Linked DNA regions of Mus musculus: all the other regions are linked to region 2. Evidence: chromatin loops called from intact Hi-C (ENCODE). Cell type or tissue: left cerebral cortex. All regions are shown on one strand. Region 1 holds the start of Hmga2 (high mobility group AT-hook 2). Region 2 overlaps Hmga2 (high mobility group AT-hook 2). Region 3 overlaps Hmga2 (high mobility group AT-hook 2).

The links. A loop is a pair of places that touch in the nucleus more often than their neighbours do. Peaks named below come from ENCODE experiments on the same cell type or tissue, not always from the same donor. Only the 100,000 strongest peaks of a DNase experiment are listed, where the experiment ranks them.
Region 1: it touches region 2 in a loop (2.0-fold over the local background); 6 of 42 quality-filtered maps call a loop at or near these places.
Region 3: it touches region 2 in a loop (2.2-fold over the local background); 2 of 42 quality-filtered maps call a loop at or near these places.

The regions. Positions count from the first base shown.
Region 1 is chr10:120,469,882-120,477,881 of GRCm38, reverse strand. It overlaps Hmga2 (high mobility group AT-hook 2), which reads left to right and starts at 1,413. Exons shown (of 5, transcript NM_010441.3): 1 at 1,413-1,929; 2 at 4,544-4,630. The coding sequence starts at 1,819. In left cerebral cortex, no CTCF peak of the experiment used is centred here; DNase peaks (open chromatin) are centred at 1,622, 1,843 and 3,156; H3K4me3 peaks cover 1,802 bases.
Region 2 is chr10:120,420,276-120,428,275 of GRCm38, reverse strand. The region is part of intron 3 of Hmga2 (high mobility group AT-hook 2); the gene reads left to right. Among named protein-coding and RNA genes, the nearest start is that of Mir763, 24 kb to the left of the region's middle. In left cerebral cortex, a CTCF peak has its summit at 3,464 (motif pointing right); DNase peaks (open chromatin) are centred at 1,941, 5,352 and 6,062.
Region 3 is chr10:120,371,530-120,379,529 of GRCm38, reverse strand. Hmga2 (high mobility group AT-hook 2) reads left to right here. Exons shown (of 5, transcript NM_010441.3): 4 at 4,830-4,862. The region is part of intron 3 of 1700006J14Rik (a long non-coding RNA gene); the gene reads right to left. Among named protein-coding and RNA genes, the nearest start is that of Gm40783, 11 kb to the right of the region's middle. In left cerebral cortex, no CTCF peak of the experiment used is centred here; DNase peaks (open chromatin) are centred at 1,915, 3,747 and 7,011.

The sequences.
Region 1 (8,000 bases), 50 kb before region 2:
CTTCAGGCAATTGGTGCGGTGGAAGGATAAGTGATCGGTAATATCCCATAGAGTTATGGGCGTCCCAGCACGGGGGTGCAGCGCCTGCTCCAGGAGTCAGTCCTGGGGGAGGGGACCTCGATAAAGGAGCTGGCACACTCGGTGTTCCTGTGTATAGTGTGCAAGTGTGTGCTTTTGTTGCGAATGTGCTTACTGGCACCATCGTGTGTCTGGTAGTGTGTGCTTAAGCACGGGTTTGTTTGCATGCCTGCTTGCCAGTGAAGTGTGTGTGCGCGCACACATGAATTTTCGTGCAAGCTTGTCTGCGATCACACGCGTGGGCCCGTGTATCTTTGTGCACGCTTGTTTGTGCGCCGGCCCGTGCACTCTGGGGTGAGGGCATTTCTCAGTGGAGCGGGGGGGGGGGGGGGGTCGCAAGGGGCGCTCCGACTCCTTGGTCGCTCTTTTCCCGGGGCTGAAATAGTAGACAGCGGCGGTTGACCCTGAATGCTTCCGGAAACTTCGGGCAACCCTCGGTGGAAGCACAGGTAGAAGCCAAGCTCTCCAGGGTGACTCTGAGATAGTCATTTTCTTTCGCCTTCCTAGGACAGCCGCTCAGGGGTGGCCTCCAGCGGCGATCCGGCAGGAGAGCCTAGGCCCTGTCTTTTTAACCCCACTGCTGGCGGGAGCACGTGAGCCGGGGCTCCGGGTGGCAACCGGGCGCCGCCGCCTTCGAGGCAGTTGTGTTTCGAACGCTGCCTCTGGCCCGCGGCCAGGCGCCTGGGCTCGGCTGTCCGCCTGGCCTGCCCCCTCCTCTTGCTTCTCCTGCAGCCCCCTCCCCTTTATCCGCCCACGATCAGAGGTGGGCACTCCCCGTTCCCGCCACCCCCTCCGCAAGTGCGAGCGCGCGTGTACACACACGCACACGCACGCACACACTCATCCCTCTTGAATCCCGGGCAGGAACTCTGAAAACTTGCAGCACGGGCAAAACTTGGGCTCCGGGTGCAGAGCGCAGAGGCCAGCAGCTTGTCCCTCTGCATCTGTGCAGTGCCGCCGCCTGACCCCGCCACCCGAGGAGGCGCGGTGCCACCCACTGCTCTGTTCCTTGCTAGAGCTGAGCTGGGCGCCCTACCGGATCCTGGCAGAAACTTCCACTCTCTCCTCGGTTTCTGACCGCACTAGTCAGTCTCTATCTCTGTCCCGTTCTGTCTCTTTGTCTCTGTCTCTCTCTGAGTTTCTGTCTCTGTCCCTCTTCTCTGTGTCTCTCTCTGGCTCTCTGCGTCTCTGTCTCTCCTTCCCGCCCCCCTCCCTCTCTCTCCCTCTGGGGTGGGGGAGAGGAGGCGGAATTCTTTCCCCGCCTAACATTTCAAGGGACACAATTCACTCCAAGTCTCTTCCCTCTCCAAGCCGCTGCCGAGCGTCCCAGTACCCGCAACTCCCGAGCCTTTGCGGAGAGAGCAACCCTCTCCGCCTCCAACTCTTCCCTCTCCTTCGCTTCCCGCCTCCTCTCCCTACCTCCACCTCTACCTCCGCCACCCACTGCCCGCAGCGCCTCCTCCTTTCCTCCTCCTCCTCTCCTCCTCCTCTCTTCCTCCTCCCCTCTCTCTTTTTGGCAGCCGCTGGACGTCCGGTGTTGATGGTGGCAGCGGCGGCAGCCTAAGCAGCAGCAGTAGTCCCCGGCGCACTCGCCAGCTCGCCTGCTCTCGCCGCTCTTGCCCTCTCCAGCTCTCTACATCCCGTCTCCCGAAAGGTGCTGGGCGGATTCGGGGCGGCGGAGGCCGAGCGGCTGCAGCGGCGGTACCGGTAGAGGCAGTGGTAGCGGCGGCGGGAGGCAGGATGAGCGCACGCGGTGAGGGCGCCGGGCAGCCGTCCACATCAGCCCAGGGACAACCTGCCGCCCCGGTGCCACAGAAGCGAGGACGCGGCCGACCCAGGAAGCAGCAGCAAGTCAGTACGCCGACGCGGAGGGGCCACTCAGCCCACCCGCGACGCCTCTGCCCCCGGGGCCCCGCGACACGCCGGGCGACCGGAGCGCGGGAGCGCAGCGGCTACGGCAGCGCAAGCTAGCCCGCCTGCCACCCGGGTGTAGGTGGGGCGGGAGACCGAGTTCCCCTGGAGAGTGCGCGGCGCAGTCTCTCCGGGTACCCGCGCTCCCCGGCTCCAAGAGCTGGGGTCCCGCGGCGAGCCGTAGCCACCCGGTGGAGGTGGGGTCGCGCGAATCGTGGACAGGGACTTTCGCTATTGTGCGCAGCCCCGGAGCGGCGCGGCGTGGCTCGGGGGGGGGGCATCGAGCCTCGGGGGTCCCAAAGAATAAAAGCGTCGCTTTGTCAGCCGCTTTGGCGACTGGGGGGACTGGGGAGTTCAGGAGGGGCAGGACTGCGAGTCCGAAGCTCTTAGACCCGCGGCTTTCTCCGGCTTCTCGGGGCCGCCTTCCCGTAGGAGGCTGATGCGCCGCGGCCGCCCCCTCGGTGCCCTCCCCACACTCCATGGCCCAAGGCTCGCGCCCTCCCGACAAAGAACGCGTGCGGAGCCGACTGCCCGCCTGGTGCTCCTCCCGAGGATATTTAAATGCCTGCCGAGCTGCTACAGCCGCCGGGGCTGGCGGGGAAAGGATCCCGGAGGATCCCAGGCCCCCGCGGGCCCGGGAAACGCGCTTCGCCCAGGGAGCTCTGGAAGGAAAGTGCACGGTAGCCAGGGTCGCTTCCCCGCCAGGAGTCGGGTCCCTCTTTGGCTCCTCGATCCCGCTCCTCTGAGCAGCCCAAGTTTTAGCTTCCTCTTGGGCGAGTGGCTGGGGGCTGGGAAGGGACGGTCGAGGGGCACCCAGGACCCCGCGGAATGGAGGGTTTTGTCTGCGGATGCAACCAATTAAGAGTGCAAGCCGGCTGTTGCAGAGTTGTGCGCAGCGCCCAGGGCCGGGGGCGGGCGGGCGGGCGGGCAGGGGGTTGGGACGTTCGCAGCAATTTCCAAGCCTAAGGACGCGTCTATTGAGAACAGTAAAACTCCCTTCCCGGCCTTTAAAAAAAACCAAAAACTTCCCATTTTTTCTTTTGCTTTAAATCGCTTCCCTCGGGCCAATAGGCGGATTAGAAAATAGTCCTAAATTGCCCCCGTAGAGCTAGGTGGGAAATCGAAGAAAGTTTGTTGGTGTGTTTTAGAAAAACAAGGAGTGTACCTTTTGGGAAATCATCAAAGGAAACAAACTAATCTAGAGGCCGCCGAGATTTCCCGCTCTGCCCTTAGCGACACTTTACAGTGCTTTGGGATCCCGTTTTACACCTCCCAGGAAGTCTCCGCTCTACCCCCTTGCTTCCCACCAGCCACCCAGGTTTTCTGAATCCTACTAATCGCACCCCTCCCCCAAAGGCTAAAGGAAAACGCATTGAGATCCGGAGGCGGCTGGGAGTTTTTACCTTTGAGTGAAGGCCGAGTTCACAAAGAAAAATGTGTTTCCGATGTGTTTGCTCTAAGTGCCCACTGGCGCTGGTGTCCAATGGAAGTTTCTAAGCACCCCCCTCCGCTCTCCCCCTCCCCCGCTCTCTAGCTTGCGAACTTCCACGGAGAACGCTCCGGAGTTGTAATTAGTCTCGTTTAAGCACCCAATCTGAATGAAACGAGAGTAGATGATTCACCGGAGAGACGTTCAGCGTCCGCGGCAAATCTATCGCTTTTTCTTAATTGCCTGAGTATTGGCTACTTAGCCTAGCACCCAATAAAGTCAAACGTTAATATACCTGGTGACCTCGTGGCTGTTTCAATTTCTCTTTCCCAGATACTTGGATTTTTCTCCCCACTACCCCGTTTTTCTTTCCAGTCCACCCCCCCCCTCCCGCCCAAAAGTCTCTTTAAAAAAAGGTTTGAGGACAACATGTTTATTTTTGTAAAAAGATATTTAAATTTCGACTGAAGATCATGCCTGTCTCTCCAAAAGGAAGTGGAGAATTGAAGCAATTATCTAGATAATTCAAGCAAAACCTTCCACCTCAGATTTACCATAATTATTTGGAAATTTTAGGGGGTGTGGAATTATTCTGAGCTGAAGAGTTTGGATAATCGCTCCAATATTTCACTCAGACTGTGTGGGTTGAATCCTAAACCACCTGGAACACAGGCACATAGAGGTGACTGCAGCCCATGCTTTCTCTCTCTCTCTCTCTCTCTCTCTCTCTCTCTCTCTCTCTCTCCTATCTTTCCATCTATTTATGACAATTTTTGTTGTTTAGAAATACGTAGCAGTAGTCATATAAAATGTTTATTATGTAGATTCTACTTTGTACCTTTAAAAACATGTGCTTTTCTAGACTGTGCAGCTTGACCCGGGGCTTGCCATCCTTTTGATTTTGAAATATAATCCAGTTTTCACATGTAGAGTAGCTTCCTCCTTAAACACTGGTGTTCAAACTACGGCTCTGTGTCCCCTTTTGTCAAGGCTGTACCACCATCCTTCTCGAATGACTTCCAGCAGGTTGGTGAAGCAGTCCAGGCAGAGAGCACAGCCAGAGTCAGGGTGAAGTTCTTTCAGCCGCTCTAGCCACAACAGCTTTTCTCTCCTCTTTACAATCAGGAGCCAACCTGTGAGCCCTCTCCTAAGAGACCCAGAGGAAGACCCAAAGGCAGCAAAAACAAGAGCCCCTCTAAAGCAGCCCAGAAGGTGAGAATTCTCATGTCAAGTTCTTCCAATGTTATCAATGACTTCCATGTAAAGTTTCCATTCTAAATCTACAATATGAGGATTGGTCTCAGCTGGGTAACCCAAGACATTTTTTTTTTCCTGTATTTGTTAGATGGGTCTTAACCTTTTTCCCTCCCTCTTGTGCTGAGGCTTAGCTTAAAAGCTTCTTGACGCTACAGTGTTTTAGACAAACAAAAAGCCATCAAACAGTGTAAACCTGAAGAGGTGGGGGAGGATGGGGGGAGGGAGGGCTGGGTGGGACAGGGGCAGAAATGATATTGTTAATATTTACTTCCATGGTGAGCTAGTTGAGAATAAATCAAAGCTGGAGATTTTGACAGGTGGTGATATTCCTGCAATTTCCTCTGGGGAAAACATAATTGAGATTAATTTATTCAGTGCCTATTTACATGATGACTCAAAGCCACGCCCCCTATTAATGTTAAGTACTTGCCAAATAGATGCTAATTAAAAAGAAATCCAATTACGGGTTACTGAAAAGAGTTTCATGAATTTTACAGCCTTAAATGTGGTGATAAGTATACTATTTGGGTCAGATCTGCATAGTAGTATCATAATTTCCCCCAAACTGTTGTGCTCTCAGACAATTTTAAGTATTAAAAACAAAGACTTGCTTTATTTAATATTTTTTTGTGGTGGTGGTGGTGGTGGTGGAATGTAATAGAAACCAGTTAAGTGTGACAATCATTTAAAAAAAATAAACAAAAAACCAGACTTTAGATTACACCTTTAAAATCATTTCATGTTGGTCGTGTGTGGTAGCAAAAAGAGGAATTACCTAATAGTAAATGCCTATTAAGAGAAATGATGAAGACTATATGTCACTTTTTGGCCTTTATTAAAAAAAAGAGAGAGAATAATTTGCATCTTATTAAGTATGCATTGTAATAGAAAGTAACGGTTCAGTATTAGAAATAAATCCCTACAAACCTTCTCAATGGATTGAAATCTATATCATTTGTGTAAAAAGAGTCTGTGCTCATCTTTGGGGAATTAAACTCCTGTGTGTATTTTCCTGTGTTGAGGTGGGTAGCACTAACCACATTCTATGGGGTGCTTCCCAGTGGTCCATTCCTGTCATAGACACCAGTGATGTAGAAAAGTCGTTTAGGATGTAATTATCACTTCTGGCTGTTTTATTTTAACAGGGTCGGACTGAGTTGAAAGAGCAGATTTCTTTAACATTTGAATTAATTGCCTTTTAGAGTTGAGATCAGTAGTGAATGTTTAACCAATTATCCCCCAGTTGTCTCTAAATAACCTTGTTATTTAAGTAATAATACATAATCTGATATTCCTAATATGAATGGTTTCCCTTTCTTCTATTTACAAATGAACTAAAATAGGACTTTTTTGAAACCCAAAAGATTCTGTGTTATGTTTCTGTGACACTTAGTTACCTGTGTCCTCAGGGGCAGTACAGGTGGGTCTTGGTTGGTATCAATCAGTAGATATTTAAAATATGATGTAATCACTCTGAAAATGCCTCATCACAATATAAGTTAAGGCATCTTTAAAACTCACCACAAATACATGATCTGAAAGTTAATATAAGAATGAAGGTAGATTATCCTCTTGATGTCCCTGTATAACACTTTCCCTTGAATGAATAGGTCGGAGTGGTCTCATCCTGGCCTCTTCACTTTAAAAGGTTTAGTGTGGACAAAAGGAATGGTAAGACTTGTGCCTGGTTTAACATATAAGGAAACAAAACAAAACAGAGAAAGCGTATCCGTTTCCAAGCTTGTTTGGTTTTCAGTGTCTTTAGCCAGAAGTATCTACAGCTGGCCCCACTAGGCTGCCCCTCTTCCTGTAATTCCTCTTGTCCATACACATACTTGGGTAATTGCTAGAACACAAATCCCCCTCCCCTCATAGAAGACCTTTCTCTGAAATCCTTCTATCTTCCAGGCAGCATACTTCTGTTACAAATGTTAACAATGTTAAAATGTAAGATTGTAACAGTTTACACATGTAACAGTTTACAAATGTAAAATAAATGTTACAAATGTGAATAAGTCCATTAGCCTAGGAGGTACGTGTTATTTTTCTTCAGCTCTATAAATCACACTTCATTTGGAGAAGATGAGACTGAGGACATTGATAAGCCATCTCTGGAATGGATAACTTTGAGGTGTTTCACTTCCAGATGTTTTTATTGGAGATTCTCCTATGGCTTTATACACACGACTACCAACTGTGTCCTGCATTCTAACAGGGCAGGGTGCAGAATGACCTTTTAGAAAGAGTTATGCAGTTCAAAACATACAAGATGAAAATACATTACCAGACTAAGCTGAATACATGGGAGAAAGCCTTCTATTTGATTAATGAAGTGAGTATTTTTCTGAACTCTGGGAATCATCACACACACACACACACACACACACACACACACAGACACACAGACACACAGACATATATACACAGACATACACACATAGACACACACAGAGCTAGTAAGTACTTGAGAGAAACAAACCTTCAAATAAGGAGAGATGTAGTGTACGCTGGAGTCCTAATGGATGCTGTTTAAATGTTCTTGCACTTTTGGAACCTTTTTTAAAATTAAATTTATGCTTGGACCAAGCATCTGGCCTTGGGCATTTGAAAACAAAATTGCTCATTAGAAAATTACCATCGAGAGACTTGATGATACATGCAGAATGCTGCAAGACCAGGTGGATGAACAGTTAGCAAATTAGCTGTCCTTTAAAGTTCAATAGGGTTGATTTTTGTGTGACACATACAAGAAACAAATTTGAGAAAAGGCAATTTGTTGTGCTTAGAATGTATGGAGGAGATGATAATTATTCTTCCATCAAAATTAATTCCATGGCTGACCCTTGTATGTCCATGCTAGTCATTCCTGGGAACTCTTCCACTTTGGATGTACCCTTAATAAAAAGGAATTAGAAGTTGACGTCTTCTGAACTAAATGGTTTGCCTGAGATTGTGGGTGTGTCTCCTAGCCTTTTGCATTCTGGTTTCCCCTTGTGGTGGGGCTTTACTGGAGATGCTTCGTATTTTCACCTCCTTCATGTTGTGTTTAGAATTTTGTCCTTCCTTTTTAATCAGGAGAGAATGCTGGAGCGTTGACACTAAAATCTCTACTTCAGGCCACAGATCAAACTAAGCTTCAAGCTTCAAAGCCGGTAAAATTTGAGCCCTTCTGAGGGTGTTGAATGTTAAAAGATTTCAGGCATGAGGAAACCCTAGTTCATAATCTCAGAGGTTTGCTTGGCACTCCCTCGTCCCCACCCCCTTTGACTTGAAGTGCAATGGCCAGACTTAAGAACGAAGCATAGAATGCAAGTTGCATCTGGGC
Region 2 (8,000 bases):
TTGACAGAGTGCTTTAATCCATTCATATCTCATATCTTTATATCTCATCTGGAAGATGGGGAGCCAGTCATAGTTTTTAAGGGTCGTATGGACTGAATGAGAAAGTGTAAACAAAGAAGGTGGCATTGTGCCCATCACTGGAGCCTCCGGTCAGCGTTGCTGGGTCCCCAGTAAGACTTGAGTTTGCTTTGCAGGTGTAACAAGAAGGGCAGGGAATTGTTAAGTATCCGCTCAGTTAAAAGAGGTTTTCTAAGACAGAGTAGCGTTTTTTTATTCCCCCACCCCCTTAAGGAATACGTTTCAATTGAGATCACAGTGACTGGGCAGGCAAGATAGCTTAATTGGTAAAGGTGCTTGCCTCCAAACCAAATGACCCAAGTTCAGTCCCCTGAGCCTATGTAATAGAGGCTGTCCTCTGACCTCCTCACATATGAGCTGCAGTGACTGCATGCCTGGTGCCTACTTGTTTCCATGAAGAACCCAGCTTGAAGTAGGAGGACACAGGTAAACAACAGTGTCTGTGTTCAGACTTCTCCCGTTCAATGATGGCGCCTAGGAGTTTCCAAAGTTCAAGTTCAAAGTGATATTTAGATAGAAAACACTTCCTTGAGGATGGAAGGATTGTCCTAGGGGTAGAAGATGAAGATCAAGGTGGACAATGGTGAATAATAGTACCTTAGGACAAAACGCTATTGCTAATACAAATTTTGTCTCCTTGGGGATAAGGACTGCGTAGACATAAGAAACTTAATCCCCTGGCTCTCAGAGTGTTTTGTCTCTCAGAAACCAACCTGTGACTTGTTGAATACTGATCAATGTAACAGCATCGGATATATCGTCAGCCCTCCCTGGATGCCAGGCATTGTACGAGGGCTTTACTGTAGCTCACTGGATGTCTACAGCCCAGTGAGACGCCCTGACGGGAAGGAAGGCAGGGCTTTAGCGGTTCAGTAACTTAAGGAGAAGCTGGGGGGGGGGTGTGTTAACCAGTGAGTACCCTGTGCTCTCAGCCCCTGTGCTACATCCTGGTTGCCTCTTAATCTCTGCCTTTTTTCTAAGTGTGACATAGATGAATACTTCTGCACCCTGGTTTTTGTTTTTGTTTTTTTGTTGTTTTTTTGTTTTGTTTTGTTTTGTTTTTTTTGTCACCTGTGAATTAAAGGCTGGGTGCCCTTATTGCCAGGGATACCTTCAAAACTGTAAATATTTCCAGCTACAGCGCAATGAACAATGGCCAGTCTTGTTTGTTCTTGCTTTCAAGCAGTTTCTCAGACTCTGGCTTTGTTGTCCAGGCTACTTGCCCCCATGGAATCAATAACACTGTCCATAATGGCTGTTGAGGCCAGTAAGTTCGTTCGTATGTAAAGTGGCTCACAGTGCACCTGGAGCAGAAATGCTGACCTAAAGCATCAACCACTTGTGGCTTCCAAATGGGAATTTTCTTCCAGTGGTGTCAAATACAAACAGAGCAAGCCTTCTGGGATTGGATTTCTAGATGCTGCCAATGTATAATTTGCCCCCTTTCTTCTGTCTGTACCATGAATTCTATTTGCATTGAGAGTCATCTTTTTTTTTTTTTAATGAAGTGTGTATGTTTCTCTATCTTCCCTTCTGGCCCTATGGGAAATTTAGTTTTGTTTTAATTTAATTGCAGTTTCTTAGGATTTTTATCCGGAAAAAGGGTTTTGCTTTTGAATCGTCCTATGACGGGTCAAACTGCATTCATTGGCTTTACTGTGTCTTAATTACAAATTCTGCCGCGGAAATCCGTCCTCGGGTTTTCTCTCCTGGTGCCCAGGTTGAAGCGAGCCAGCCATGCTTTCCAGGCAGCTGTGATGACTCGTGGAGTTTTCAATGACATCACGAGATACACAGTTCAGAGACACAAGAGTCTGTTGTTCTGCTCTTTTGGCCGCAGAGCACAGTTCTCCCTGGGAACTGTAGCCACAGTACTGGGCTTGAGTTTTTATTAATATCCTTGTAGATTGAAAACAAAATATTTTCCTCCGAGCTTTCATTCTCTTCCATCTGGCAAATGCTGCGATTTGTCACATGAGCCGATGTGTGTCTCATTCCCTTGTTTGCCTGTGCCCTGGTCTCTGGAAGGTGTATGCTCCTGGGGAATAAGTGAGATGGCTGGAATTTGCAAGGCTGGCTGCCCCTTCCATATTTTCCTGCCTCAAGTCACAATAACAGAAATAATAAGAACAGTGGTGACTAACAGTACATTTTCAAAACCCCGTGGTCGGGTAATGTCAAGTTGCGTGCCACAAGACTACCCTTGTTGAAGGGGAGTCCCTGGATTGCATTGATTAAGAAAAAGACCAGATTCTTAAGCATGGGTGGCACGTGTACCCCATGGCTGTTGTGTAAGCAGCATGCAACATGAAAGGGTGACCCGTGGAGAAGCTGGGGTGCTGAGCCAGGGTTGCAAAGGTTGCTCTTAGGCTGTTTCCGACTGACTTGTCCGTTGAGGTGAAGGCTCTCAGGCTCCCTTTGTCCCTCCTGCCATCATCTTGTTCAGGCTGCTGTGGGTAGGTCCACACAACAGCTGCTTCTGTGTTCCCTTCAGCTCCTTCGTCCATCCTGTATCTGTTAGAAGGGAGATCCTCTCAATCCACCTTTCTTGCAGGGCATCAGTTGGCTACAAGACAACATAGAGGTCACAGGAGGGGATGTGGATTCAAACCCAACTCGGGCATGTGGCTGAATTCACGGTGTTACGTGTGTGTGTGTGTGTGTGTGTGTGTGTGTGTGTGTGTGTGTGTGTGAGCAGTGCAGGTCAGAGGGCAGTCTGCAGGGATCGAGTCTCTCCTTCCGTCATGTGGGCTCTGGGACTTGTCTGACAGACTCAAATTGTCAGAGTTGGGAGCAAGAGCCTTTACCCACGGAGCGCCTCACTGACCCTGCTCATTAACATCTTTCTGAAACAGGGTCTCATCTTTTCACATCAAGTTGACTAGGTTGGCCCTGAGTTCCAGCCTAGGCTGACCTTGAACTTGTGATCTTCCTGCCAGGTTGTACCACTCAGTCCCATACTTCATATTTGTATCTGTCACATGACTTTGAGAATTCTGATAGGTAGTTGGGTAGTCAAGATTTCTCTCATTTGGATTTTTTTTTTAAGTCTTATTTATTTATTTAATGTGTATGGATGTTTTGCCTGCATGCATGTCTGTGCACTACATTCTTGCTTGGTGCCTACAGGTGCCAGAAGAGGGTGTCAGACCCCCAGGAATCTCACAGAGCTACGTATGGTTTTGAGCCACTGTGTAGGTACTGGGACTAGAACCCTGGTCTTCTGGACGGTCAGCCACTGAGCCATCTTCCTAGGCCCCTAGGTCATTTGGATTTTGCTAAAATTTGGTGGAATGAACACAGGATTATTATCATCCCCCCAAGTCCCCCTGCCAAAAAAGAACTTTTTTAAAAAAAGAAATTATTATTTTTTTTTATTATGAGTACACTGTGGCTGTCTTCAGACACACCAGAAGAGGGCATCAGATTCTATTACAGATGGTTGTGAGCCACCATGTGGTTGCTGGGAATTGAACTCAAGACCTCTGGAAGAGCAGTCAATCCATATGCCCTCCCCCACCGCACCCCCCCTCCCCCAAGAAAAAGAATTTATACCACAAGCTTCCAGTGTGGTTCTGCACTTCTTGCTAGGACAGAGCAATGGATGCTCAGAGCTGCTGTAGTTCACAGGAGGCTCATGATGCAACCGGCATACTACTAACATAGTAAACACGCATCCTAATCAGTGAGAGTTCAAACATGCACACCTCTGGATAGAAGCAGATGGGCTGGAGAGAGAGAGAGAGAGAGAGAGAGAGAGAGAGAGAGAGACGCTTCTGGTCTGAGGATGCTATGAAACATAGTACTGAAGGCCAGCGGGGAGTGGGGCAGAGGACTGCAGCTGACAGAGCGGCAGGCCCATCAGCCTGTGACTTTAGAGCCGTGGGTAGGTGGCTGTTGACAAACCTGAGTTGGGAAGTGGATTAGGTCATGGGAAAGCACATACCGGGCCTCTTGTGAGGATTTGTTTCCTTTGAGAAATCCCATGAGATAAGCGTTGCCATCAGCCTCATCCTACTGTTGAAAGAAGCAAGACACAGAGATGAAGTCACCGATGGCCAACAGCAACAGCGCAGGCAGGGCAGCTGGGCGTCAGAGGGGTCCTGTTTTACCACCTGCTTCTATGTTCTCGACCCACTTCTGTGGCCAGTCACCCTGGAAACTTCCTCTGCTCTCCCCTCTAAAGGAAATCCAAATGACCTTTCTCATTCTGTTCTACCTACATTTATTTTTTTCATAATCATCACAATAGGTAAGGCTTCACAGAGCAGTGGCATCACCAAGTCACAGAGGCGGGAAGAAACAAATCCCTGTGGGCTGGTTTTAGCTACGAATCAACTTAGTCCAGGGAGAGTTGCCCAAATACCACCCTCCCAAATATGTTGCAGACTTAGTAGTTATCAGGCATAGGGTACAACTGAAATAGTGAACTTAAAATATCTTACAATCTTAGTAATCTCAGCTCCCCTAGGATAGAAACCATAGTTTACACATCTCTGGGTACCCAGCCCTTAGCAAAGCCTGAGATGTCCTTGCTGTATAACTGATGTTTGTTGGGTGAAGTGGGCAGAATATGTTCGTAGGCGTGGGCTAGAGTCCTTACATAATCCTTCCTATTCTTTTAGGAACATGTTCTTATGACTTGGTCAATGGGAAAGAGCAAAGCTAACATCTGGTGTCGTTCCAAATTAGTACATTTCTAACATTCTGTGTGAAACATAGACCTTGGGGTAGGGTGATGGGGGCGGGGTGGGGGTGACGGGGAACAGCTGTATCACACAGCTGTCTCAAAGGAGGCACATGGGCCATCATTTTTCCATACTTCCACACAGATTTTTGCCCTCGTGCAGAATAGAAATACTGAGTTTCTCCCCAGCTCAGGCTGCGGTGGGTAGGTCCACACAACTGTTGCTTCTGTGTTTCCTTCAGCTCCTTCATCTGCCCTTTGCTTCTTTCTGATGTAAACACTGCTTTGATGCCAAACCCTAGGACCTAACAGGCCTTTTAGAAAGGCTGGGATAAACAGGCATTGTAACTCCAGAGAGCATCCCAGGTTCACTATTCATGTCTGCCTCCTGAGGCTCCACATAGTGCCAGGCTTACAGAAGACTCACAGAAAACTGGCAAGCCATCTGCAGTTAACCACAGCAATAAACGAATACAGAGGAAACCCGTGGTAAGGACAGGATAAACCGTGAGTGGCTCCATCAGAAGTGATTCACCATGTGAAAAAAAGAAAAAAAGGACAATATTTTTCTCCATACACTCCTGGTTTCCATGGTGACCCCGGAGTAGCATTTGGGGTGACAATAAGGCTTAAGAATGGTTCTGTGACAAGGACTGTGGAGGAATGACCCTGTGATTGTTCATCTGGGTGACAGATACTTGCCAACATATGGTATGTCCCGTTGAAAGAGGTACCCTAAACCTGTAGGCAGCCCAAGATGGTCAAAGGACTTGACAGATGTTCCAACTGTGAGCTGATGAATCAGGAGTACAGTCGAGATAGGTAAGATGCCTGGATAGGTCAGAGTTCCAGCCCTCTCCGCCTCTCTTTGCTGTGGGCCTGCTGCATGTCACGTGTCAGGCCTCAGTATCCCCACCGAAAGTCGGTGGCGATTCCCCTGATAGAGGTATCAGGAGAATTCAATGATTTGAGTTTCAGGAACCCAATCCCGTGCCAGCCTGACAGAGACAACCTTCCCGGTTCGGCAACCCGCTTTCTGCGCATCTCATCCTCTCTGCTACTGTTTCTCTGCCCCATCTCTCAATTGTCCCTCGCCCCTGTCAGATCAGCCGTTTATAAGAATGCGCCTCCGTGTCTCCTGACTGGGGAGCCGGGAGCAAAGGGCTCTGTGCCTCTCCACCAGTACTCACGATGATGGTCTTGGCTAAGGGACAGGAGCTGCTGGCAGAGACCTAAGAGGGAACACACTGTGGTAGCAGCATGAAAGAATTTGGCAAGGAGGGGCTCATCACATGATCGTGATTCATACTGTACTCTTGAAATGTGGCTGGCGAGCTAGGGGGAGGCTTTGAATGGCAGCCCGGAGCAGAGACACTAGTTTTCAAACATCACATTCTTTTTATAGTACAGGCATGCCTCACAGGGAAAATATTGAACTTGGCCCTGCCAGCACCACGAGAGTCGCCCTGAGTGTGATTTTTTTTTTTAAATGTTTGAGTCGTTCTCTGTATCAGATACTCACTGCATAGAGGAAGTCTTCTATTAGGGGTACTTTGAAACTGTGTTTTTAATTAATTAACACTAACTCTGAGCTGGTATTTCATATATTGTTAGCTGACTCTTTCTTCCCTCCCTCTCTCTCTCTCTCTCTCTCTCTCTCTCTCTTTCTTTCTTTCTTTTTTTCTTTTCCTTTCCCTTCCTTTCTTTCTTTCTTTCTTTCTTTCTTTCTTTCTTTCTTTCTTTCTTTCTTTCTTCCTTCCTTCCTTCCTTCCTTCCTTCCTTCCTTCCTCTCTCTCTCTCTCTCTCTCTCTCTCTCTCTCTTTCTTTCTTTCTTTCTTTCTTTCTTCTTTCTCCCCTTGCCTGAAATTCTGGAGACAGTTTTTCAGAGACATTGGTCTCAGCTGGATTAATTTTAAGTTATCTCCGTGAGCGAGTCATCGATATGGGGTAACAGAGCCCGGGAACTCTTCAAAGTGGGGCTGGTTGTCTTGGAATGAACCTGATATACATGGGAACAGGGTAGCTAGGGCCTAGAGGGTCTCTGAAAGTCTGGCATAATACTTTCCGATGCCTTCCACGGTGCTCCAAATCCATTCATCCTGTTGTTAAAACTTAAAACTAGGACCGGCCAGCTGTTGGGAAAAGTCCTTAGTTTTATTTCCACCAAATGGTGCTGCCTCCTGGGGCTGGAAGGAGTCTGACTTTAAGCACAATTATAAATGTGTAGTTCTTCGGGACGGGCGGAAACCTACAAAATGGCCTTGATTCCCAAGGCTCAAAGGCTCTCTGCTTCCCGTGCGCCATAAATCAGTATCTGCATCAGAAAGTGTAAAGACCACAGTGTGTGGAGGCCCTTCTTCCTCTTCGAGTGTGTCTATGACAGATTTATACTGATGGCTCCGCTGCACCCCACTCCCAGGCTCCTATTATAGCCATGCCCCACTGACTCAGGCCCCATTTCCTGCTGAAGGTGAGGCAGGGTCCCTGCACGAAGGGTTGAAATTACATCTCAACTCTTTAATTGCTGTTAATACAGGGAATCTTTCAAGGACCGTAGCAAGCCCCGCTCTGTTCACAGCCACTTTGACTGTCTTCTCACAAGGTGTGGTCACAACTAAAATACCAGGCATTTGGTTTCATGACAAGTTCCTTGGTGACAGGGCAGCCCACAATTCAACCCTTTGTGGAAAGAGCTCAAAGGGATGTTTTGGGAAAGAACACAGCCTCCTCTTTTGTTGTAAGATTCATTTCCTCCATGTGTTTTTAAATTTTTTTTCCTCCTTGAAAGTACAAGCCTAACACTTGGAAAAATAATCTTTAAAAAAAATAAAAATAAAAGGTAGCATTAAAATTTGCAGTTGGAGAGACGGCTCCGAGGTCAGGAGAGACGGCTCCGAGGTCAGGAGTGCTTGCTGTTGTTGAAAGCTCCAGTTAAATTTCCAGCACCTACATGCTGGCTCACAGCCATCCCTAACTCCAATTCCAGAGGATTCTACGGCCTCTTCTGACCTCTGCCTACACTGGGCATGCAGGCACGCACGCAGGCACATGGTGCACACGCACACCTCATGCAAAATGCTCTTACACGTAAAACAAGGTAAATCTAAAAAACCATTTTTAATCCTTTTTGGATTATCTGTAAAGTAGGATTTGTCTTCAAAACATCCTTCTCTCCTGAGGCTTTCGTTCTTGCAAAGGTGGCAGGGTCACAAACTAGTGGCTCCCAAAGACCCCA
Region 3 (8,000 bases), 49 kb after region 2:
TGGTGAAGGTTATTTTCTTCATGAGCTGAATTTTAGAAGTTTGGAGTGGAGTCCAGGGAGATGGGTTGGTGAATAAGGCAACTGAAGCACAAGCTTAGGTAGGTCCCAGCTTCAGGGCCAGTAGCATCACATAGAAGCCAGGTATGTTGGCTCACGACCCTAACTCCTCGCTGGGCAGGCAGAGATGGATGGATTCCTGGAATGGGCCGATCAGCCAGCCCAGCCAAATAAGTGAGCTCCAAGCTGACTGAAAGTCCCTGTCTCAGAAAGAGGGCTGGCAATGCATGTAGCTGGTGAATAAAGGCTACTTGCTGTCAAGATGGACAGTCCGAGTCCCATGGAACCCACATGGTAAAAGAGAACCAATCCCCACAGGTTGTCCTCTGGACTCCTATCTATGTGATGGCAGCCATACATGAGCCTCTGTGAATGAATGCAGACATAAAATATGTAAGTGTAAAAAACTCTATTTAGACAGAGAACTACTGAGGAAGAAGACACCCGACGCTGGCATCTAGACTCCACGTGCACACACACATGTGCATGTGCACACACACACACACACAGGTGAACACAGATACAACTGTGTCTCGACACATACACATGCATCTAGACTCCATGTGCGCACACACACATGGATGTGCACACACAGATGAACATAGACTCCACGTGTATGTGCACACACACATGCATCCAGACTCTATGTGCACATACCAGTGAACATATATATGCCACACATACCCATGCATCTAGACTTCACATGCAAGAAGTTTAAATGAAGGGAACCCAAATAAGTTCTTTCAGTCTCTTGTGGTGAATTCTCCATGCAGGGAGAGGCTGAAGACCAGCCAGCTGCCCGCACTGAGCAAGCCTGCTGTGTGCACACACTCAGTAGAAACAGAACCATTGGAGTTGAAACAGGTTGCTGCCTCTTCAGGAAAACAATCATTATGAGATCTCCCACTGTTAGAAGGAGAAGATTCTGAGGGAACTGGTCTACCTGGGCCTCGACAGCTCCTACTGACTATTGGCATCATTGACTATTGGCATCGGCCCCTAAGAAAGAGCTGACCTAGCAGGGCTTGGCCCCCACAGTGAACCCCACCCCCAAGTAGGCCAGAAAGCACAGCTGTTCCGTTGGGGCTGGCCCTGGACTAGACTGCTTTGTCTAGTCTGTGGACGTGAAGGGGTTTCCTCAGGAGAGAGAATGAATGGGTTCAGTTTGTTTCCGTTTCAGAAATAAACTCAGGGAGATTAAAGTTTCTATGCCTTAGTTTCCTGGTGAGAAAATAAAAACAACGAGGAGTATACCTTCCTTGACAAGGGATAAAGGATTTTTACCTCTCTGTAGGATGTGTGTGTGTGTGTGTGTGTGTGTGTGTGTACAGCATATTATATATTTATCAAGATTTATGAAAACATAAAGCTATCCACTCTAGAGATTAATAAGCAGAGTTATCACTCAGTCCTGAGGAAGATGGAGTGGCCAGTGTGTGTCTGCTTCCCTGTCTCAACACTTAGCTCTGAGCTAAGTGATGCTCCAAGGCAGATAAGAAAGAAGTGGGCGCGATTTGTTGCCCAGAAAGCATCCAGCTGGCAGTTTACTTCCTTTCTGTTTTTATGAATGGCGGTCATATTATGATTTGGTCTGTTTTTCCTGACCAGAGCCATTCATAAAACTAAAAACAAAACAAAATAACAAGAAGAAGAACAGCAGCAGCAGCAACAACAAAACTTTCTGGGCACAGTCTGGAGCAAATGGGTGCCAACGGCTGGGAAAACATCCCAGCGGCCTTAACCGCAACCCGCGTTGAAGGCATTCAAGGGTCTGTTTGTTTGGTGGCCTGAGAAGTAAGAAGTGCTGTGTCTAAGTGTAGCCGGGAGAAGGTCTGTGACATGAACTAGGCTGGGAGCCAAGGCTGGCAAAAGTTCAGAGATTGTCTTTCTCCTCACTGAAGTGTCAGGACCTAATTCATGGAAAATTGGGCGAGCTGGCAGCCCTCTCGGAGTTTCATTGAGACGCGCTGTTCAGGACTCGCATGAATGGAGCTCCTTAGCCAAAAAAGGAGGGGGCTGACGAGCGGTCGGAGCCAGACAGCCTTCGAGAATGTGTGTGCATTCGAAACGGTCTGGGAGGAGAAGTACAGGTGTAAGTGGCAGGGGAAAAGAGGAAGAAAGGCCGTCTCGACTTAAAAGCGACCCTTTGAAAATGAGCACTCTCTCGGCACACACTTCTGACTCCTAAGAGGCGTGAAGCGCACTGTGCTTCCTGGGTTCAAGTCAGCCTAGGGAAAAAAGGAAACATCTCAAAACCTGGGCTTTGATGCTGTTATCTCTGCTGTGAATTAAAGTCATGAGGCAGACTTTTTTTTTTTTAACAGTGAAAATATCTCTTTTTAAAATCTCATCCATCTTTTAAAAAAAATACTCTGCTAATTTTATATAATGATTTCAAGATCCAAGAAAAACATCACTCCCTTACAGACATTCTGTATTCCGAACACAGTGAGTTTAACCCACCTCCCGTGTCTCTGAAGGACTGGAGCAATTTCATCTCTTTGGCTTGAATCTCTAAGTCAAAGGTGGCTCGGTTATACTTGCAAACTTCAGGAATGTGTAAATGGAATTAACAGGGCTTATAATCAGACACAACCCTGCTGTCAGGAAGTGAGTTAGCAAAGGTCTGGGACTTCAGATCTGTCTTTTGTCTCACTGAAGAATAACAGTAATTTCTGGAGCTTGATTGGAAAATTAATTCAGGCTGCAGAGAGATCTCAGAAGTTTCACTCAAAAGGGGAAATAGATATTATGGATATAGATATGAAAATAAACTATAGATCTGAGAAAGGACTATATCCAAAGCAGCAGAAGGACCCCTAGGTCTTTTAGTCAGGGTTTCTATTGCTGTGATGAAACACCATGATCAAAAACAAGCTTGGTGGGGGGGCGGGGGCGGGGAGGGATTTTTATTCAGCTTACACTTCCACAGCACTGTTCATCCCTGAAAGAAATCAGGACAGGAACTCATACAAGGCAGGAACCTGGAGGCAGGAGCTGACGCAGAGGGCATAGAGGGCTCTGCTTACTGGCTTGCTCCCCATGGTTTGCTCAGCCTGCTTTCTTATAGACCCCAGGTCCACCAGCCCAGGATGGCACCACCCACAATGGTCTAGGCTCTCCCCCAACAATCACTAATTAAGAAAAAGCTTAACAGACTTGCATACAGCCTGATCTTACGGAGGCATTTTTTTCAGATGAGGTTTCTGCCTCTCAAATGACCCTAACCTGCGTCAAATTGACAAAAATGTAGCCAGCAGAGGCCTCAATGTTGGAAAAAAAAATTTTTTTTTTGTTTCATCTTGTTTTTTAATGAGCAAATCATTTGAATGGATGACTACTTAGTAAGCACTTGAAAGATGTTTCGTGTAATTAGTGAGGAGGGGAATTCAAATTGGCATTTAACTTTCCACCCGGTTGGAAGTCAAGACTTAAAAAACGACAGACGATTAACAAGCGCTGGCACATCCGTGGGGAAAAGATTAGAACACTCTCTCCCGCACCAGTGGTGGGTCTATAAAATAGTGTGCCTGCTTTGGAAAGCCATCCGGCCACTGCTCAAGTCGGGTGGGGGTGGAGCATTGCCATTACCACTCAGCAACACCGCTCCTAGGTGACCCACAATGAATGAAAGCCTACCGTGGTGGAATATGTCCATGAAAGCTCACAGGAGATGCTCTCAGTAGCCAAGAGGTGGAAACAGCCCAAGTAGACACCAACCAATGAGCATCCAGATAAGTAACATGGGGGAGTACTGCTTGCCATACAAACCAGTTAACTGTTGACGTCATAGGAGTTGTTACAAAAGGGTTGACAGATTAAGGCAGAAAGGATGTAGGTGGGCGTACGGTTCAAGGACACACAGTTCCGTAGTGGCTGGGGAAACGAGGGCGGCAGGAGCCCGAGGCAGCTGGCCGCTTTACTCTCTCTGTTTGGAGGCGCAGAGAGGTGAGCGTGGTTGCTCAGCTTCCGTACTTCAGTCTGGAACACAGACAGTGGGATGCTGCTGTGACAACTTCGAGGGCGGGTCTTCTCTCTGGCTAAAACTTTTCCGGAAACATTTTCACAGACACACACACACACCCAGGGGTGTGTTTCCATGGTGATTGTAAATCCAAATATCTCAAATATTACCATATGACTTTCCCTCCTCACCTGGAAACAGAGAGAGAGAGAGAGAGAGAGAGAGAGAGAGACAGACAGACAGACAGACACAAAAGCACCTGTTGCATGATTCTTCCACTATGAAATGTCTGAAACAAGGCAATTTAGGTAACAGAAGGCAGACTGATGCTAAATTAAGCTCAGGAGGTTGACTAGGAAAGTGGAGAGCCATGGGGAGTGGCTACAAATAGATACAAAGTTTCTTTTATGGAAATTTAAAAATGTTCTCAAATTAGGTTGCGGCGCTAATTATGCACCAGTTGCGTAATAAAGATTCCTCTCAATTCACTGACTTCAAATGAGTGAATTTCGTGGTTTGTAAGCTTTATCTTGGTAAAGAGTCTTCCAACTCTTCCAGTTCTATGATAGCAGACTTAAAACCAAGTTATTCCTATAGCAAGCCTATTCCGATATGAGTACTAACCCTATTCTGTCATTCCTCCACATGTGGAGGCTCTCTAACTTAGATGAACTTCCGGGGTGTTCAGTTTTCTCCTTGCTTTGCAGGTCCCCAGCCACACTGAATGAACTCACTGAACACTCAGGTTCTTCCCTCCCTGGGTCTCCCTGCAAACTAACACCACTTCTTTTGTTTGTTTCTCCCTCAGCCACAACAAGTCGTTCAGAAGAAGCCTGCTCAGGTAAGACACGCCCCCTTGTGATTATTCTCAAAAAAAAAAAAAAACTCAAGCAAAATACATATGGAGAAAGGTTTCCAAGCCTTTAATTGGCATTTTCTTATTCTGATTATGACAATGTCGAAAAAGCATTGAACATTTGTTGTATCCTTCAGAACCAGGAATTATATATATGTATGTATGTGTGCGTGTGTGTGTGTGTATGTATAGATAGATAGATAGATAGATAGATAGATAGATAGATAGATAGATAGAGATAGTCTGAGATTATATTATTACAAACTCCAGACAAGGCCAGTGAACTAATTCAGCCGGTAAAGGCACTTGCTATGCCGACTTCTAGTGCCAGAGTCCACTTGCAGGGCGGCCATGTTTGTGTGCAGATAAACAAATCCGTGAACAACAGGAAACCATCAGGGTCTTTGGTGTCAAAGAAGCATCAGTAATGTACAAAATAAAACTGTGTCAGGGCTGTAAATAAATATTTTAATTTTATTGTATGTTTTACCAATACTTTCCTTTTGGGTTTGTTTGGTGTCTGTCTGTTTTGAGAGAAGGTCTTTCTACAAAGTTCTGGTTTTGTTTGTATGTTTGTTTGTTTTAAGATAAGGTTCTTCTACATAGCCCTGGCTGTCCTGGAACTCACTCTGTAGACCAGGCTGGCCTTGAACTAAGAGATCCGCCTGCCTCTGCCTCCCGAGTGCCGGGATTAAAGGTGTGCGTCACCATGATGGGGTTGCTTTACCAATTCTTTTTTTTAGGTTTTTTGAGACAGGGTTTCTCTGTGTAGCTCTGGCTGTCCTGGAACTCACTTTGTAGACCAGGCTGGCCTCGAACTCAGAAATCCGCCTGCCTCTGCCTCCCAAGTGCTGGGATTAAAGGCGTGCGCCACCACGCCTGGCTGCTTTACCAATTCTTAACTGCTAAGTTTTGTCTTTCCCTCCTGACCACCTGTAGCCCCTTTGACTTGATACATAACTTACTAGTTGTAAATGACTCTTAATAATATGACTGAAAATAGCTGATCGCTGACTTGTTCTGTGAAATCCTAAAACACCTCCAGTGAGGGTGATCAACTGGGAATTATGTCAATGTTTCCCATTCCTGAACTCTCAGATCTTGCTTTTAAAAAAAAAAGAAAAAAGAAAAGACCTAACTCTATTGAGGTAAAAGTACCCTTACTTCTTTTGGTCCATGAACCTGAAGATCCTTGTCTAAGCTACAGTGTATATATAAAAGCATAGGATTTGTGTTTGTTGAAGACAGAGATCTTTAAGAAGATATAACTAATGTATAAATTAATCACAATTTCCAAGAATGTAAACTAAGGAGGTATGAGAATCCCTCTCCTGGGCTAGGCTACAACTCAGTGGCAGAGGCTTGCAGAGCACCTGGGAGCTCCTGTTCTTTTCTTCCCGTTTGGATTTGAACAGACATGCAGAACACGAAGGTAGAACCTATTAAAGTAAGTCACTAAATAATCCCATGGGTCATGAGGTTTTCTCTTAAGTCATCATGTAGACCCCCCTTTACATAATTAAAAATAGCCATAGAGATGTTGGTTTCCCTAGAAAGTTGTCTCTCAAAAGAATGGTGCTTTGCTTAGACAAAACCCACGCAGGCAGCCCCAACGTGCGCTCCTCTAACACTACTGCTTGGGATAAAAGTACAGTTTTCAAAGACATATAAGGATACAGGGGGAGTGACTAAAATATGTACATGCATTGTTATTGATAAATGCAAATTTGTGATAAGACAGCAGCATCAAAAAATCACTTTGTTGTCCCAAACCTAAAAACCCAGCACAATTTGACCAGTACTAAAAATATCCAGTGTCGTATAACTAAATAAAATGCGAAAAATGCTGGATAAGGACTGGTGCTGTATATTTGAGTCAGAGGATATCACAGGCCTCAGCATGTACCACAGTCTAGAGATTAATAACCTTGTGCGGTTTGCAAGCATTGATTCCGAGTCTACTCTTCGGATTGTAGGGAAGGCGCACTGAACAAAAAAAACAATGTTTTAAGAGAAGGGTGAAATGCAGAGGTGAGGTTCCTACCGTAGCCACAGTGAGAGAAGAAACATATGCTTACACAAAACACCTAAACTCCGGGACAGCTGTGAGCATCTCTTTTGAATTCTGTTTCTTTACGGGAGAGCCTTAATACCATGGAAACTGGCATACACTTGCAATCCAGACCTAGAGAACGTGTTTCAAAACGCCTACGAGCACTGGCCACGCACACCATCCATTCTGTTGACTTGGTTTGGAGACCTTCGCATGGGTATTTATTTTCTATGAGCCGTCTACGTGATCCCGATGGGCGTCCAAGAACAAACGTGCTCAGTGATGAAAGGAAAAAAAGTGGCAAGATGTTCGGACATTTGTTGGATGAGCAAATGACCACAGAATGTCAATGCAGATGTAAAGTCAGGAGTAAGGGAAAGTAGAGACATGTTATAGTGAAGGGGAAGTCATGTGCAATAGTGGAGTATTACAGTGTAGGCTATATACATAGAAACATGTATGTATATATATGTATATATATATATAGAGAGAGAGAGAGAAAATAATAGTATATATTATATACACTATATATAGAATAGTATATAGTAAACAGTATATATAGTATAGAATATAGTATACAGTATATAGTATAGAATAAGATATACTATACATCCCATATATTTTGTGTATATAGCAATATATACATGTCTATACATTTATTCATATATACACACACACACACATATATATATGTGTGTATATATATATATATATATATATATATATATATATGCAATTGCCTCATAGGTAGAAATCACTAATGTGTGTCTGTAAAGGAAAGTACCAAGGATAATATAAGTGAAATCTCTCTCTCTCTCTCTCTCTCTCTCTCTCTCTCTCACACACACACACACACAAACGCACGCACACGCACACCCACCAGGGAATCAGAATCTAAAAGAAGTCACGGGGGAGGCAATAGGCGTCACTGATCTATCTGGCTGTCTTTACAGACGTTCTTCAGATTTTCCCTTTAAAGGAAAGCAGCTCAGACAGAATTAGCCGCGAGGAGAACACAGCTCATCGGAGTATCTAATTTATATCGTCTTGAGGCACAGTGATGAGTTATG